Regions from separate parts of the Homo sapiens genome. Here all the other regions are linked to region 2. A link is a contact called in ENCODE Hi-C or POLR2A ChIA-PET data. All regions are on one chromosome and are shown on one strand. The core of a region is the stretch at or near the end of the contact, and the rest is flanking DNA. Distances in the headings are between cores, read along the strand shown. Region 1 has its middle 73 kb from the start of NGF-AS1. Region 2 holds the start of NGF-AS1 (NGF antisense RNA 1). Region 3 has its middle 91 kb from the start of LINC01765.

Region 1 (2,859 bases), core at 282-2,781, 73 kb before region 2:
TGGCTCCAACCTAACTATGGGAGAGGCTGGAAAACCCAGAGGGGCACATGCAATACTTGGTGTTTTGTATACCAATATGGGTTATAAAAGGAAGATCCTATGCATTTTCAGAGAAAACCAAACTGTTCATATACAAAAGATCAAGAAGCAAAAAGGCTTTGGATTTCTCAATAGCAATACTGGAAATGAGAAAAAATGGAGTAATGCTTTAAAATTTTTCAATGTAAGCAACTTATACCTGGAAATCTATACCAAGCCAAACTATCAATCAAGGGTCAGTGCAGAGTAAACCAATTCTCAGATATTGAAGGTCTCAACTTGCCTTACCTTTTCTCAGGAACCTACCACAGAATGTGTTCCATTAAGTGAGATAGAAAATCAAACAAGAGGAAGACAAAGGATCCAGGAAGTAAGAGACCCAATACAGGAGAGAAGTGAGAATTCTCAGGATGATGGTGAAGGGAGATCCTGTGATGAGAGCTGTGCACCTGGCAGAGAAAAAAATAAACAAACAAACAAAAAGTCAGATAGTAGCAGGTGAGAAAACTTCAGGAGAGGCGTCTTCTAGAAGATATAGTTGACAGATTACCTGGAGTATCTGAATATGTTGAGAGAAAATGTAAACAATTGGCACTGAGTTTGTTGAATTAATCATAGTTAGGAAAAGAAGAAAATGGGGGAAAAGATAATTATTAAATCTAGAGAAAGCAAAAAGTTCTGCAGGGAAGGAATTAATTAGAGCTTACCATAAAACTCAGCTGTGAGTTGCATAATAGTCATCATCCCAAATATTGTTCTAATCAAAGTTGTGATCTACGTATACTGAGAGGTTGAAGGGATGGGAAGAATGTATGTGGCAGAGTGGGCAGGGGATGGGGGCAAGGGAAGAGCCAAACTTCACCTTTTACTGTGAAAACTTAGTTGATAATTCCTAAAACTGGAAAAAAATGTAGCAAATATTTTAAGAGGTAGGAAGTAAATACCCAAGGAACCCAAAGAATCAGCAAGAGGAAATGCAAGGGGTTGCTGTGGGGAGAAAGAAATGCAGGGGCAGGGAGGCTGGGGACTACCATTTGACTTCATAAACTTTGATCTAGTTGACTATGTGCTTGTATAACTTTGATAAAAAACAGTTAAAAAATGGCATGTTCCAGATCCAAGCAGATATGCTCAGGGTTGTCTGTTGTTTTGGGTTATCCATAGACATTAAATGTAGTATTAAACTATTTTATTTTGATATATTATAGGTAAACCAAAAGTATAAATAATAATACAACAAACTCCTGTGTACCTACCAGCTCGCACAAAAGATAAAATATTTAAGGTTCAATCGAAAACTTCTGAGTGCATCTTCCAATTCCCCTCCTCCCCAGAGATAATAATTTTTCTAAATTTGGTATCTTGTTCCCATGCTTGTTTTACTACAAAGACATGTGTCCATAATCTATTAGTAAAGACCTTTGTGGTAATGGTATTATGCATTCATAACGATTGACACATGTATATGACTGAGTCATCTGAGCTTCATCTTGATAAAGCAGATCCTCCTCAATTTCGCCTTGCTTTCACCAATATCCTGTCAAAAGTGCAGTCTTACTGCTGTGCAGTCCTGTGAATGGTGATTGGTCCTGACCCAATCACATGCCGGAAGGAAAAGAAATTCCTCACTCAGAATTCCTCACCTTACATTTCTGCAATGTGCGTTGCCCTGGAAGAGCTTCTTTGGCCTCAGGGAATGTCAAGAAGTTGGGTAAAATGAAAGGGAGAGATCTGTCATCTGACACTGAGCTTCTTTGAGGAAACTTCATTCAGTCATTCAACAAATATGTATTGAGCTTCAGTTCCCTAGAGGCAACAATCCAGATGCAATCTGCTCTCTGGATTTATGATTTAATGGAGCACACAGGTGAGTACATATCTCTGAGACTCAACTCCCCTCGGCTTTGATTTCGTTCCTGGATTTCTGCCTATTCCTCATTACTCTACTTGCTGCCATGATGAGATGCACCTTCCAGCCTAACGCACTATTTTTAGTCTCCAGGGGAAGCTCTCTTCATTCAGACAGAAGCTCCAGGGAGATTTTAGTGTTCCCAACAACTTCAGAATGGGGGTTTGTACTTCCAGGCAGAGCCAGTCATGTGACATATGAAGGCTTAATTTACCCACCTAGAATTTAGTGCCCACTGGAGCTGGCCATTTCACAGTCTCCTGTTTACAGGTTGCTCCAGCCCTGCTGGCCCCTGCTTCCACATCTGTGTGGGGGCCCTGGTGGCTCACTGCAGGCCCTGTGCCCTCTTCATGACACACTATGCTGGGATGATGTCCTCTGTGGAAACCTCTTGAGCGCAAATGGCCCCTTTATGACAGAAACACCACAAGTACATTCCCCAAGGGTGCTGTTTGCTGTGGTAGTCCGTCTACAGATTTTCCCACCAGGATCCTGGAGCAGGTCCAGTTTGGAATTGCCACCCATGAGAAGGGAACAGATGACCATGGAATGAAGTAATAGCCCTTCCCCCTTCCCTCTTCAACCCTTTGATTTCGGAGGATCTGCATTCACTATTAGTGGTCAGGAGTCCTGCAGCTTCCTTTTGAATTAGGAAGATATGGGAATAAGAGGTCTTTTAGGCACTTAAAAGTGGCAACAAATAACCCACAAAACTACTATCTACAGCTTGAGCAACCCTTACTATGAACCTCCCTGGATCTCAGCCATGAAAACAACTCAAGCCAACCTCCAAAATAGGCTCCTTGCAGATGCTTTCTTTAAAAAAAAAAAAAAAAAAGCAAAATTAAAAAAAACAACAACAAAAAATTCATCCAGAAGCAATAATAAATATTTGTAGAATGCAGTTCTAC
Region 2 (3,183 bases), core at 48-2,547:
CAAGTGAATTAGAGCAAAACAGATCCCACGTGCTTGACACATGGAAACTTTCAGAGCCAATGGTTTATAAACTTACCAAGAGCTGGGGGAGTAAACACATCCCAGGGAACTGTGGAGCACTTCTCTGGCATTGATACACATAAGCAGAAAGCACAGCCTTCCCCGACACTTGCCTTAAGATAGTCTTTTGTCTTAGAACCCAGAGGCTTACCTGAGCTAAACCACATAAAGTGCTTAGTGCGATGCCTTGAACATACCAAGCTCTTAATAAACGCTAAGGTCACTATTAGCATTGCTTGTCATGGAATAAACCTAGGATACATCTATAAAACTGTCCATAATCTTCCTTGCCTTGTGGAAAGTTGTTCCACTATTCCAACATCCTTTTAGGGGTTCTCAGCTAATCTACCTTTCAAAACGAAAATTTATTATACACTTCTTAAGTGCTAGGTAGTTTTGTATATTTATGTGTATTATCTCATTAAATGATCTCTCAGCCCTCTGAGAAAAGCACTATTATCATCCATATTTCACAGATGAAGAAATCGTCAGAGTTTCCATATATCATTGTCAGAGATGTTAAGCAACTTGCTTAAGGTTACACAGCCTTAGCAGAAGTACTTGTTTGACTCCAAAGCCTACCATTATGCTGGAATCACTAGAATCCAGGTGGCCTATCTGAACCCGGATTCAGGCATCTGAAGCTGAATAGCTGCCATTCTTGCTTTTAACCTCCTGGTAAAAGCAGGCTATGCCTGATCTATCTATCTATCTATCTATCTATCTATCTATCTATCTATCTATCTATCAATCATCTATCTATCTGTCTATCTATCTATCTATCATGGCCTGGCTATGCCACATCTATATTCCATGATGTCCACTGACCAGAGGGTTTCCCTTATCCAATCCATACATGTGCCAATAAACAAACATTTAGTGAGCACCAACATAGTTGCTTCTCTCCTATAATCAACACAGGAATGGTTAAGTTTGGAATAAATTACTTTTCCTAACACTTGCATAGGACTGGACTGTTTGCTTTCAAATACTTGGTTTTGCTTCATGCTCACAACTCTGGGATATAGGAATGATTATTTTCATTTCACAGCTGCAAGAACCAAGCTCAAAGAGGAACTGCTGCTTGCCAAAGTTTCACAGATAGAAATGGGGGAGCTGGGGCCAGAACCCAGCTCTGCTGACACCAAGCCCAGAGTTTGTACCATGACACTGGGCTGCTCCCTCGGAGCTGGGTTTGGCTGATGACCTCAACTCTGAGCACCCGTTGCCTCCCACTGTTCCGTTCAGGCCTGTGCGAGAAAGACTCCCAGGCCCCTGGGTTCTCCATAGCCCACACTTCCACTCGGCTCCGCTTCTCTTGCCCAGCTGTCTCTCCTCCAAGGAGCGGACAGGGCGGACACGAGACCCGGGTGCCCTTTTGTCCTCTATTCCAGCTCTGGGCGGATCCTCCTCCCATGATGTGGATGATGCTGAGGAGAAAGTGGTAAGGCTTTTAGGAGGAACACTCCTGATTCACGGAAATGAAAATAGCTGCTGGGTTGTTGCTGAAACTCTGTCCCCATGGTGGGCTTTCTATTAGCAGGGAAGGGGTCAGGCTGGCGCTCTGGTTGCTGGAGGGCGTCAGAGGGACAACTGAGTGTACCCCAGAGTCAGGCACCCTGCGGTCTCCCAGGCCGGGGCCTGAGCCTTGCTAGGAGGGCGGACAGCCAGGGCCGGCGCTAGTTTTCTTGGGCGTGGTGGAGGACGCCTTCCACCAAACGAAGTTGCCGAGAGGAGTCAGATCTGCTCTCACCTTTTGGGCTTTTGGGGAACCCAGGCAGAAAAATCTCAGTGAGGCACAGGAAGGAAAATTTTGCAAAATGTGCTGCTGCCGCTCCTCAGCAGAGTATAGTGGGCGGTTTGAAGCTGTTTTCTTGGTGTTCAAGTGGCTGGGGCCCTGGCGACCCCGGTCAGCCTTTCTGGGGCAGCCCGGGTGGGTCTGAAAGCCAGGGCTCCCCTCCGTGTGTGGGAGCAGAGCCCAAGCTGCGGAAACCACCGGGCGCGGGGTTGTTTTTGGAAGGCTCCGACGCCGATCAGCCAAACTGATATCCCTTATATTGTGTGAAAACATTGGCTCCCACGCTGGGACTCCAGTGTTTCCGCCTAGAGCAGATTTTGCCTTTGGGAAGGTGGTGGTGTTCCTGGGATGAGGGGCCCTCCTCTTACCGGACACGCAGGAGAGCAGCCCACATGGAAGTGAGGGCCTCAGCCTTCGTGCTCCCTCAGACGGTCCTCCCTCTCGGCTGCCCAGGGGAGCCAAAGACATTTTTTAGATGTCCCAGTGTCTTGCAGTGCCGCGGGCAGCACTCCAGGACCCTCTTTGTTGGTGTAGCTGCTCACAAGCCAACCTTCCTGATGGGGAGCTTCCTGAAGGCCTCCCTCTCCACTCCTCTCCCCACATCCCAGGCCCAAAGTCCAGTCCTAAGAGAAAAAAAGCCACCCAGAAACTTTGTAGGGGCACCTAGGACGGCTGAGACCACTGGCATTGGACCCCAGTAAAAGTCACAGACACAGATCACTGGGAGGGCTCCTCCCTGAGGCCTTTATCTCACTTAGAATCTCAGCACAGAATGTTCTAGCTGGTGTTTCTTGAGCATAAACCTTTATTCCAATTGCAGTGGCTCTGATAGAAAAAACAGGGCACATTTCATCATACTTCTACCCTAATCAAATGGCTCTCATGCCAAAGCTCCCTACGTTTCTAATTTGCCCTATTTGGATGGCGTTGGAGGTGGGGCCGGACAGCGAGAATTACAGAGGGAATGAATAAGACCATTTGCTCTTTTCTCGGATGGACAATTTGGGCCTGTTCTCTTGAAAACCAGTGTAGGCATTTCATCCTCGGGGGGAGACAGGATGGATAGGAGGGGAAATTTTCTGTCTTAATATAAGTGCTCTGTCTGGGGGAATATTGTGGCTTCAAGGAAAATACAAAATGAAAGTTGCAGGGGAAGGGGGTCGTGTGAGGCTGGGTGGAGCCCTGCTGCAGGCTGAACCCTGGAGTCCCTCTGTCACCTTCACTCCTAAGATGCTCTGGATGGAGTCAGTGTTTATTAGCACATCCAAAAAGCCCCACAAGAACCACCCAGGTTGCTAACTTTCCTGGAGGCTGGAGAGTGCTGG
Region 3 (2,991 bases), core at 278-2,777, 93 kb before region 2:
TGGTTAAAAGAAGAAAGAGAATTTAGGCATGAGCAAAAACTTGATGCCATTTAGCAACTTGGGTCAATCTACTGACCCCTGACTGCCAGCTGAAAACAGGAGGCCAGGACTGGCTGTGGTTCCCAGGACAGACTGACAGGCAGAGGGGGGGCCATCCCAGCAAGTGATGCCATGAAGGTGTCTGCCCACACATCCCCTTCATTCTCAGTGGCAGTGGGGAGCTGGCCTTCTCTTTCCTGGAAGCTTTCCTCCCTCTATCTGTCCTGCAGCCTGCTGAAGTCTTGATGGCCCTGCTCTTATTTTGGGATTAAATCTTTTGGGATTTGTCTTAGTTTAGTTGCACCTCTCTTGATCTCTCCCACCACATTTTTCTTCCTCTCCCCTCCCCCTCTAACAGCTGAAATGTCTCAGCCTCTGGAGCAGACTCATGGTGCCCCCTGCTTCCTAGCCCTTCCTGAGATAAGAGTCAGCGGGGGCAGAGGTTAAATACACGGTTTACCAGGCTTTTTTCCTGGAAATTCTAGAGGCCTGGATCAAACTCGGGGAATCCATACCTTTAAGTGCTCCTGGTGACTCTTATCTTCAGGGAAGCTTGGGAGTCACTGCCCAGGGCTTGCCCATGTTTTTAATTCTCCACAGATTCTCATGGTTTCCTCCAGCCCAGTATGCGTCTCATGGCTTTGACAACAGACAGATCTTGTTTTGTTACCTTGTGTTGCTATCTAACTCTCAACAATCTATACCTTTTCTCTTCAAACAATATAAACTTCTGGAGAGTAGGTATCAAGTTTTTTCTTACGTAGTAGGCCTTCAATAAATATTTGGTTGAAGTTTTACATTTTCCTCTCATTATATTCATTTGAGGTGAACATTGAAATTCTTTCACTTAAGCACCATCAAAAGGGCATGAAGGAAAGGGCTTAGAAATATGTGAGGCAGGCCGGGCACAGTGGCTCACACCTGTAATCTCAACATTTTGGGAGGCTGAGGTGGATCGCTTGAGCCCAGGAGTTCAAGACCAGCCTTGGCAACATGGTGAAACCTGGTCTCTACCAAAAATACAAAAATTTGCCAGTCTCATAATCCAGTCTCAAAATAAATAAATAAATAAATAAGTAATAAATAATCAATCAAAATTTAGAAATAAAATTTAAAAATTTTTAAAAAGAAATGTGTTAGGTAAAAGAGGCATGTTAATTTGTGATTATATATGCCTTACATATTCAAGGTTTGACTAAGTAACTTAAATGAAAACATCTCTGGTGTCTGGAATAACTTGCTGCTGTCTAAAAGTAATGAGTCATGGACAGAGCGGGCAGGGATGTGTTACCTGAAGAACTTCACCAATTCTTGGCTCCACCATGAATTGTATGTGTGACCTTAAGTGAGATGTGTCTGCAAACTAAGCCTCAACTTCCTCATTCTAAAAAAGTTAAATTCCGACATCATTGAGTGCTTGAAGTCGAATGAGATACTGTGTGCAGAATCATTTTATAATCTGTACAGTGCCATACAGAGGGTAGGAATTACCCTTAGTCATCCTTACAGTTAGTTTTCCAGCTCACCTGCCTTTCTGCATTCCCTCATGGCTTTCCTATCTGAGTCATGTAACTAAATTTAAATGCTATGCTAGGGAGCCTAGGAAATCTACTTCCCAGCAAGAGCTATAAAACCTCACATCCTAATTGACGGAGACAAGGAGGAACAGTGATTCAGAGGCAACTCTAGGGGAGCAGCCAGCTCAGGCCTGAAAACGTCTCCTTGGATGGGTCTGCTGGGGAATGGGAACAGATCCATTCTAAGCTTTGGTTTATTTCAGAGAGGAATTTAGAAACTGGACTATGATTGGAGAAATGGTTAACATCCATGAAAATATACAAGATTTTCAGATGGCAATGCTTACAATCTCAACAACAACAAAAAGCCATAGCAGCATTACAGCAAAAGGGGGCTGTTGTCCTCTAAGTGAACCCTTAGAAAGTCAGTTTTCTGAACTTCATAAGAATATATTACAAGAGGCAGTTTTCAGAGTTCTGTAAGCTTTGGCAGGGATGGGCTGGTACATGTGAGAAAAAAGCAACAGATTTAAAAAATCTGTACAAACACTGATAGAAATAAACTTGCTGCTTGTTGCAACGTACCCATGCCATTAGAGATTTTGCCCTTAACATCTCTCTTTTAAATCTGACTCCAGGAAATAGGTTTGGAACCTGATCAATCCCATCCTTGACTCTGCCATCCTTCTCCCAGAATTATAAACATAAGATTATTACAGCGCATTTCCTGCATGTGCCTTCCATGTGGCTCCAGTCTCCACCTCACAAGTGTAGCAAGTAAACACTCCCCAAGTCTAATTCTGAAGTGTAGCCCATATGCTGTGGTCTTGATGAGAAGGGCTGGGGACCAAGGGTGCAGAAAGTGTATATACTGCGAGAGCTTGCACCTTAAGGAGGGAAAAGGTCTCCTGGTGGCAGAAGAGGCATCCTTCCTTCATTTCTTTGCATGTTTGGTTGGTATGTGGGAGCTATGAAGGAGGGTTGAAAATGTTTTCTTTTCTTTCTTTCTTTTTCACAAATCTATTTCAATCCATCCCATTCCTGGAAAAACCACAATCCTCCAGCAGTCTCTAAGTCCTTCACTTTTGAAAAGCACATGGCTTCCCTGCTACCCCTTGCTTCTGTGAGTCTGGCTGGAACAGTAATTAATTTCTGTGTAAATGAGTTTGGGGCTGAGGCTTTCATTAATGTGTTAGGGCTCCAGGGTCTTGTGGTTTGACACCATTTGAGTGCACAAACTGTTAGCTTTAAACATTTTCAACAATTTTCCTTCCTCTCCTGAATCTCATATGAAATTCATTTCCCAAGGAACTGACCAAGGACCTCTGACCTCTTGCCTCAATTGCTTAAAGGCCTCCAGTTCTTTTTCTTGGCCTTTTACTTGGTATTAAAAGGTGAATTGAACTTCAAAGGGCAGTAAGCCGGATGCCTTCTT

What was found. Hi-C counts contacts between places; a loop is a spot of excess contacts on that map. ChIA-PET counts read pairs that join two places held with the same protein, here RNA polymerase II (POLR2A). Pooled maps may share reads with other maps.
Region 1: a pooled map of right cardiac atrium shows a loop between it and region 2 (2.0-fold over the local background). The contact joins the enhancer-like site here to the promoter of NGF-AS1 in region 2. A Hi-C loop is called at or near these places in 2 of 168 maps with a recorded cell type or tissue (breast epithelium and mesothelial cell of epicardium) and 2 of 50 pooled maps. POLR2A ChIA-PET finds 5 or more read pairs at or near these places in 1 of 52 experiments (activated T-cell).
Region 3: a loop to region 2 is called in a map of ascending aorta, with 2.2 times the contacts of the local background. The contact joins the enhancer-like site here to the promoter of NGF-AS1 in region 2. A Hi-C loop is called at or near these places in 3 of 168 maps with a recorded cell type or tissue (aorta, ascending aorta and vagina) and 2 of 50 pooled maps.

Annotation. Positions count from the first base shown.
Region 1 is chr1:115,208,865-115,211,723 of GRCh38, forward strand. No RefSeq gene overlaps it. Among named protein-coding and RNA genes, the nearest start is that of NGF-AS1, 73 kb to the right of the region's middle. Within about 2 kb of position 1,532, at least 4 of the 41 ENCODE cell types and tissues checked have a DNase peak (open chromatin) inside an H3K27ac peak, as active enhancers do.
Region 2 is chr1:115,281,737-115,284,919 of GRCh38, forward strand. NGF-AS1 (NGF antisense RNA 1) reads left to right here and starts at 1,298. Exons shown (of 2, transcript NR_157569.1): 1 at 1,298-1,504.
Region 3 is chr1:115,188,689-115,191,679 of GRCh38, forward strand. No RefSeq gene overlaps it. Among named protein-coding and RNA genes, the nearest start is that of LINC01765, 91 kb to the left of the region's middle. Within about 2 kb of position 1,528, at least 7 of the 41 ENCODE cell types and tissues checked have a DNase peak (open chromatin) inside an H3K27ac peak, as active enhancers do; they include ascending aorta, where a contact is called at or near this core.